Linked DNA regions of Homo sapiens: region 1 is linked to region 2. A link is a loop called in an ENCODE intact Hi-C map of the cell type or tissue named here. Cell type or tissue: IMR-90. All regions are shown on one strand.

Region 1 (4,000 bases), 1.6 Mb after region 2:
CCTGACCTCATGATCTGCCCTCCTGGGCCTCTCAAAGTGGTGGGATTACAGGCGTGAGCCACTGCGCTTCTTTCAAAACAAAGCGCCATTTCCCTCAATGTTGAATCATAAAGTTGCAGTTTGTCCCCATCCCTAGTTACCATGTTTCCAAAATTGTGGGATGCCATCTCAGTTCAAGCATCACTCCTATAACTCACTTTTACTGTGGTGGAGCAGTAGGGGGCCAGCCTCATTGGTTCTGCCAGGCATACTCCTTCTGGCAGTGGGCAGGATGGTTTTAAATGCTTGTGGCTTGGTAATTTGTGGACTCATTTGCAAGGCAAATGCAAGCTATCTAAAATTAAGGTTCAGTGAAATGGGGCACTAGCTAAGGATTTCTTTTGTTTCATTTTAAAACCACACTCTTGCTTTATGAGATTGTTACCACAGATCTAGCAAGAGGCCTGATTGCTTTCATTCACTGTATAAAATCTATTCCACCCTTCCCACTGAAGCTTGGATGAAAGAGTTGTAAGGGACGGGCCTATTGAGGTCGGTGGTGGCTAGTTGCAGCCAAATGTCAGTGCCATAAGGAAAAGGGCCAGGCTGGGAAGTTGGCCTGGCCTAGGATCTGGTCTCTGTATTCGTGTTATTGGTCACAGTCCCCAAGGGGGAGGCTTTGCGCTCTGATTCCTCTTGGTGAAATGTAGGGTAGAGTGTTTGGTCAACTTCAAAGCCCAGTGCAACTTCCTCAGCTCTTTGTCAGATTCTACCCAAGTCTGATCCAATCCTAGGGGGTGGAGGCGGGGAGGGGCGGTGCAGTATTCGACTTAGTTTACTCTTGGCAAAACAGATCTTCCTGAGTCTCAGGGAGGAAAACGAGCAGCTTAGACAGATGTAAACAGGCTCTGAGGCCCTTTGGACATCAAATAACACTAACAAAACAACGTTTAGATGAGTTAAGTGTAAATCAATCAGAAACATATGGACTACATTTAACTGAAAATACACAGGGGTTTACAAATTACAGGCACAGGGGCTTGGCAAAATGCAATTCAAGTTTTGCCAAACCTAAAATGTTTGGAGAAGATTAAAAGAAAGTAGTCTGACCCCAAATTCCTTCAACCCTGCCCATCTCTGACACTGATAATATCCCACATGACCATAAACATTTAAGGGCATGGATTTTAAGAGATTTATATGCTGAATAAATTTAACTACACAACGAGCTGAGGTTCTTTTCCAGAAGAATGTTCATAGAAAGCTGAAACTGCCAAGTGACTGTATTAAAAGGGAGAAAACATCTACCTTTTGAGTTGGGCCAAAGAGATACACCTACATGTTTTCACTTGCAACAGAGTGGGATATTCTAAGCTTAGATGCCCGTGATTGCAGATTCATGGAGCACAGGCTCTGCTTTTTCCTGGTGTGGGTAGTCTTTGCACAGTGAGTGGCAGGCAGCATCTTGCACCCATTTGCCGCATATGGGGACAACGCAGAGATATATTCACTAGTGTCACTGTTGTGTTGTGACCCTCCCACATGTGGCATTTCTAGGTCAAAGAAAAGTTGTCCCAGTGGAACTAAAGCACCCAAGATCCAACTGTTTGAGTTTTGAGATTCAAAAGTGAAGTCTGACTAAGATATAAAAGATTTGGTGTATCCACCCCACTTGCCACCCAAGATGAGATGGAGTCTCCAAAGGAGAGCAGAAGGAAAGAGAGGACTCCTCAGTGGGGTCCCTGAGAAAGAGCTGCATTACTGCTGCCCCCTGGAGGATGGAGGGGAATAAGAGAACAACAAAAGAGGTTGTGGGATGGAAGAGCAAAGACACCACTGTCTGTTTCCTGGGTGCCCAGCATGGACAGGAGCAGCAGAGTAGAAAGTGATTCCGGGTGTGCCCAGATCGAGAGGCCTGTGACAGCCCCATAGAATTCCCACAGCCCTAGAGTAGTTGTGTGGGGTATGGGGCAGAGGCATAGCAGAATTCCCTACAGGCCCTCAAAAGGGGGCACAGGAGTAGTTAAGAAAGAGTCAAATCTGCACAGACCTTGCAGTGGGGGGTGAGAGAGGGCAGCCACAAACCTGTGGGTATCAGTGATCAAGGGTGGGATGGGGTGATACAGACCTGGGAGGCTGGTGTGGATGGACAACCTGGGTCAGAGGGCCCCTCTGTGCATGCATGGACACACACACACACAGGCTGTTGTGATAGTAATAAGCCACCTACAATGGAGACACAACCCCCAGCGAGAGAAAGACTATCCAGCAGTAACTGAAATTGCCAATCAGCAAGCCAAATGGGGACTTGTAACGGATTCACTAAAACAAAACATAATGTTTCTGGCACACTTCAGCTGTTGAGATTCTTGCCTTCTCCTCATGTGGATAAGGTCACAAAGTTGGTCAGGTGGTGTGACTGTTAGATTGTTTTGGGTATTCCCTGAACTCTAAGAAGCAGACAAAGCTTCACCCCACTTCATTTCACCCTAAGGAAACTTGATCTGAGTCATCAGGGATGAGCTGAGGCTGTGAGAGGAGGTGGGAGTGGGTGCAGACTTCAGTTGAAGGTGCAAAGGGGTCATCAATGGAAGTGGCAAGAGGGCAACCCACCAGGGGCAGGTGAGGGAGACAAGTGTGTTGAACCCTCAGGGGTCAGGAGGCTGTCAAAGGCAGAGCAGTGTTCCATTGCTCCTCCAACACAAACCGTTTTCTAGGATATGCTCAGGCAGGCCAGCCAGCTTACCACATCCTCTTGCTCTGGAGGGACTAAGGGAAGGGCTGGGAGGCATAGAGGAGCTCCAAGATGGTTGGTCGGCTAGAACCAGGGCTCTGCATGGAGAGGGAGCTGCTGAAGCCAGAGGAGGGGCCTAGAGACACAGTAATTTTGAGGAAGGGAGGAACTTGGAATTGTTCATACTTGTGCCATTGGCTTTGTGGGGTAACCTACAAGTGGGAAGTTAACCAGAAGAAAGCAGTCATTGTCATTAGAGGAAATTCTACGTCTTCTCCTGTGTGGCACACAGGATGATTCAAGGGCCAGCCCACAATATTTCTGTTTTCCCCTGCATCTCGCCTGTTGGTTAGAATGTGGTTCTAGACACATGGGGCCTGTAGCAATTGAATATGAATTTGCATCCATGTTTACAAAAACAATCAGAGATTTTACACGGGCCTCCTCAGCATGAAATATGCAGTGAAGCTGCAATAACCCCTGCTACCACCCACCTCCCTACTACCAGATTTGTTTTCTATGGCTGCTATAACAAATTACCAGAAATTTAGTGCCTCACAGCAAAACGAATGTATAACCTTACAGTTCTTGAGATCAGAAGTCCAAATGGGTCTCACTAGGCTGGTGTCACTTCCATCTTCAAAGCCAGTACTGAACAGGCCAGTCTTTTTCACATGGCATCACTTGACACTGATTTTTCTTCCTCTTCCATCTTTTAAGGACCTTTGTGATTACACTAGATAATCCAGGCCCACCTGGATAATCTAGGAAAATCTTCCTGTTTTAAAGTCAGGTGATTAGCAAACTTAATTCCATCTGCAACCTTAATTTCCCCTTGCCATGTAACATAGCATATGTGAAGGTTCTGGGAATTAGGAATGTGGACATCTTTGGGAGATTGTTCCAAGCACTGGCTGTTATGCATACATGCATGTACACACACACACACACACACACACACACACACACACACCCCTGAGAGACTCCCAAAGAGGAAAGTTGAACAATGAGCTCACTCATTTCTAGAAGCTCCTGCATCTGCCAAATATCGTCCCGCTTCTAAATAAGGCTGGGCTTTACTTTTTCAGATGTCAGCGGTCTACCACTTGCTTTCAATCTTACATTAAGTTAATGCTTTAGCCGGCAGGGCGCAGTGGCCCATGCCTGTAATACCAGCACTTTGGGAGGCCAAGGCAGGTGGATCACCTGAGGTCAGGAGTTCAAGACCAGGCTGGCCAACATGGCAAAACCCCGTCTCTACTAAAAAAATACAAAAACATTAGCTGG
Region 2 (4,000 bases):
GGCGCATACCTGTAATCCTAGCTACTCGGGAAGCTGAGGCAGGAGAATCACTTGAACCCAGGAGGCAGAGGTTGCAGTGAGCAAAGATTGCGCCACTGCATTCTAGCCTCGACTACAGAGCGAGACTCCATCTCAAAAATAAAAAATAAAAAAATTAAAAAAAAAATAAAAGGAACAATATCATGTCCTTTGCAGGGACATGGATGGAGCTGTAAGCCATTATTCTCAGCAAACTAAAGCAAGAACAAAAAACCAAATACCATTGTGTTCTCACTTCTAAGTGGGAGCTGAATGATGAGAACACATGGACTCATCGAGGGAAACACCACACAATGGGGCCTACTGGAGGGTGGGGGATGACAGCAGGGAGAGCATCAGGAAGAATAGCTAATGGATGCTGGGCTTAATACCCAGGTGATGGGATGATCTGCGCAGCAAACCACCATGGCACATGTTTACCTATGTAACAAACCTGCACATCTTGCACACGCACCCCAGAACTTGAAAGTTGGAAATTTTTAAAAAAGGGGAAAAAATTAAAATTACATTAAATAATTCTAGCCTATACGCAAAAAAAACAAGATACTTATATAATTAAAAATACATTTGCAAAAAGGCAGTGAATGGGCTGCACAATGAAATATATACATCTGAAGTTAGTGAGCCGAAAGAAAAATAAAGGCAATCTCCCAAAACAGAGAAAATTTAAAGAAATAGGAAATACGAAGGTAAGTTTAAAGACATAGAAAACAGTCCAGGTGATCCAACTATGTTCATAAAGTGTTTAAGAAAGATGTTGTAGGAACTATGCAGAAGAGGGGTCAGGGAGAAAAAGAAAGAGAGAAACAGGAAAGAAGGAAGGAAGGAAAGAATATAATAGAAATATAAACCTTGTCAATGTAAAAACAATACAATGCAATAAATAAAGTCCGTGCAAGGGAAGTGAGAAGTGGAAGTGTACTGAAACTCTCATTTTTGTGCAGAGTTAATAGATGCTATGGCTCTACAAATCAAAACATAGTCGTAAAGGAAACTACCAGAAAAAAACTAAAAATAATAATGTAACTAACACATTTAGGAAATGAAGAAGGGAAAACAGAAGTTGGTTAAATGTCTTTTGTAAGTCACCTATAAATCACTAGGTTAATGCATATGGTCTAAAGTTGATAAATCAAAAATTTAAAATTATAATGTCAATTCCAGAAATAATAAAGGGCAATGTGACTACTTCTGGGGAGTAGGACTAATTGAAGAGAAAGTACTAAGGAAGTGGTCTTTACTTCTAATTTTATACATTTCAGTATCTTTTGATTTATCCGTGCATATGTACACATGGATTATTTTCAAAAATTTTTTAAAAGTTAAGCAATGTAAGCGCCTATTAATACTGTCTTTGATGCCTCTAAAAGATTATATAACAAAGCACTTGGCGAAGTCTAGGTCCTTCCAGAATTGACTTCACCAAGTGCTAACATTAATGTGCTAGCTTTTATCAAAGATTGCTTTGAAAAACAACCATAAAGAATATTTTCTTGTTTACTGTAAAACTTGTTGAGGACATTGTTTATGCATGAGTCATCGTTCATTGTACAGGGGGGTCCTTGAGTGAATCTCTGTCAAGGTCAGTGCTAAATAAAGCTTGCTTCTGCTGGGGAAGAAAGAAAAGGGGGGTGGTGGTTCTGGTTCCTATGACCCACTTTTAAAAAGATGGATTCTAGTTTATATGGCTAGCCTTGGAGGAAAAATAAAACTGAGAGACAAGAGGACAAAAAAAGGTTAAAAAATAAAACAGTCCTTTTGTTTCTGAGACTACTTCTAAGACCTTCATTGTAGAGTATTGTTTTCTGAGTCTCAACACTGCTATGTGCAAGCTACTTTCTTCAGGACTAAAGGGCTAAAGGGGTAAATGATGAAGATTAAAAATATAGTCCTTTCCTTCAAAGATTTTAAGCATTAAGCCTAGAAGAGAAAATGAAGTAGGATACAAACAACTACAGTACAATGCAATATATAATAAATGTCATGAGATAGAAAATATTCTTAAGTTTTGAGGAGAGACTGAACATGAGTAGGGGAAAATAAGGAAAAAAATAAATATGCAAAATTTGAATTTGGCCTTGAAGTATTCCAGCTGACAGAATGTAGTAAAAATACAGGTGAGGAAAAATCACTAATCATAGTATGCCTGAAAAAATAAGCTGCTTACATGAGTAAGACTTAAGAATGAAAAGCATTTTGGGGCTACAACAATGACAGCTTGGATTGCCTAGCTAAGGAATTAGGACTATATCCCACAGGCATTAAGGAGTCACTGAATGCTAAGGACAAATTCTGAATCTAGCAATTGTACATAGTTTAAATAACAGCAGAACAAGGCAAAAGAGGTGGAGGTAAAATATCAAGATATTATAATCATCCAAATGATAATGAAGGCCCACACTTAAACAATGGCAAAGTAATGAATGAACTCAAGATACAGAAGTAGAAGAAACAACTGAAGAGACTGAAGCAACAGTCAAATAAAAGTAACTAGCAGATTTCTAGCAGCCAGGGGAAGAATAGCTTTTGGAAATTTAGAGAAGTCAGGTCTGGCAGATTGGTCATATAATGTTTTTTAAAATCTGTTCATTTATTTATTCAAGCATTTATTAAGCATAACCTATATGTCAGTTGCTAGCGACATAAAGAGGAGTAAGACCTAGTTCCTGTCTTGAAAGTAGTAGAGACATGTAACAATTACCATATTAAGTGATATATTATTCAATAACAGGAGCTGTAAAATCAGAGACTAATTTGCAAATGTATCAAAATGCTTCATGACCAATTCCCTAAATTTATTAATCAAAAATATATCTTAAGTAAAACTTTTATTAGATATAAATATATTCATATAGTCAATGAATATGATTTTCTTATCAGAATTTTAAGGATTGTCCAATTTGTCAAATGCTGTTCAGACAGACAAGCAATATTAGTATTCTTAAAACCAGAATCAGCATATGCAAAGATAGGGAGTGTGGTTCAAAGAAATGTAAATAGTTTTAATATTCCAGAGTGTAAGATAAATAGGGAGAAAAATCAGAAAAAATGGGGGTCAGATGATGAAAAGTATAAATATATTTTATTCTATAATCGATGGAAAGTAACTGAAACATTTAAGCAGGAGAATCCCTAGAATTCTCAACCTAGAATCCCTTTTCAGAAAATAGTCTGTCCCAACCTCACAAGAGGTTTCTTGAAGCCATATTGATACTAGAGAATCTCATCCCTCCACTGCCATAGTTAGCTGGATCAGGGACACATGTTCCACTGACTAAGGCCACTCAGATTTTCTCATCTAAGAATTTAGAATTGTGACATATAGCAACTCAGTCAGTCAGCTGTGGTCTATGTGCAATGAACTTGTAGTTAATGTAAATTTAGAAGTTAGGAGTGCAACTTGGAGACCACAGGCAAGGAGAGCAAAGAGAACCAGTATACAGAGACATAAAGCAGTACACATACTTAAAGAAAAGAGAACATGTAGCCCTAGAAAGAAAACATCCAGTTTCCTGTTTAGTACTCATGGGATCTGGCTATACATCTTACCCTTAAGTGATACAACCCCATAGCTTTTCAAAAAATCCAATTTCTGCTTAAGCTAATTTAAGTGGGTTTCTATTTTCTGCAACTGTTACTAAACAAGGTTTTGGCGGTTAATCAGATTCCGGTGGTTAATCTGAAGGATAAATTAATGGGAAAATAGGCTACAAATAGGTGGAACATTTAAGGTAGAAAAGGAGTTACCAAACAAAAGCAGTAGTAACAAACAGAGGCAGGTATGATGAAAGAAAAGTAACCAATATAGTGCAGGGTCCTCAAAGCTTAATTAACAATAGTTTCAGGAAGCTGGAGCAGTATCAATTGCGTCTAAAGACTAGAAGCAACAGAATGTCATGATACCTTTAAGAAAACCACTTCAACAGAATAACTGAGACAGAAGTCATATATGAGTAAGCTA

What was found. Peaks named below come from ENCODE experiments on the same cell type or tissue, not always from the same donor. Only the 100,000 strongest peaks of a DNase experiment are listed, where the experiment ranks them.
Region 1: a loop joins it to region 2, with 11 times the contacts of the local background. A loop is called at or near these places in 1 of 110 quality-filtered maps.

What each region holds. Positions count from the first base shown.
Region 1 is chr1:87,118,721-87,122,720 of GRCh38, reverse strand. No RefSeq gene overlaps it. Among named protein-coding and RNA genes, the nearest start is that of LINC01140, 9.0 kb to the left of the region's middle. In IMR-90, a CTCF peak has its summit at 1,767 (motif pointing left); no DNase peak of the experiment used is centred here; H3K27ac peaks cover 439 bases.
Region 2 is chr1:88,695,935-88,699,934 of GRCh38, reverse strand. All of the region lies in intron 1 of PKN2 (protein kinase N2), which reads right to left. Among named protein-coding and RNA genes, the nearest start is that of PKN2-AS1, 13 kb to the right of the region's middle. In IMR-90, no CTCF peak of the experiment used is centred here; no DNase peak of the experiment used is centred here.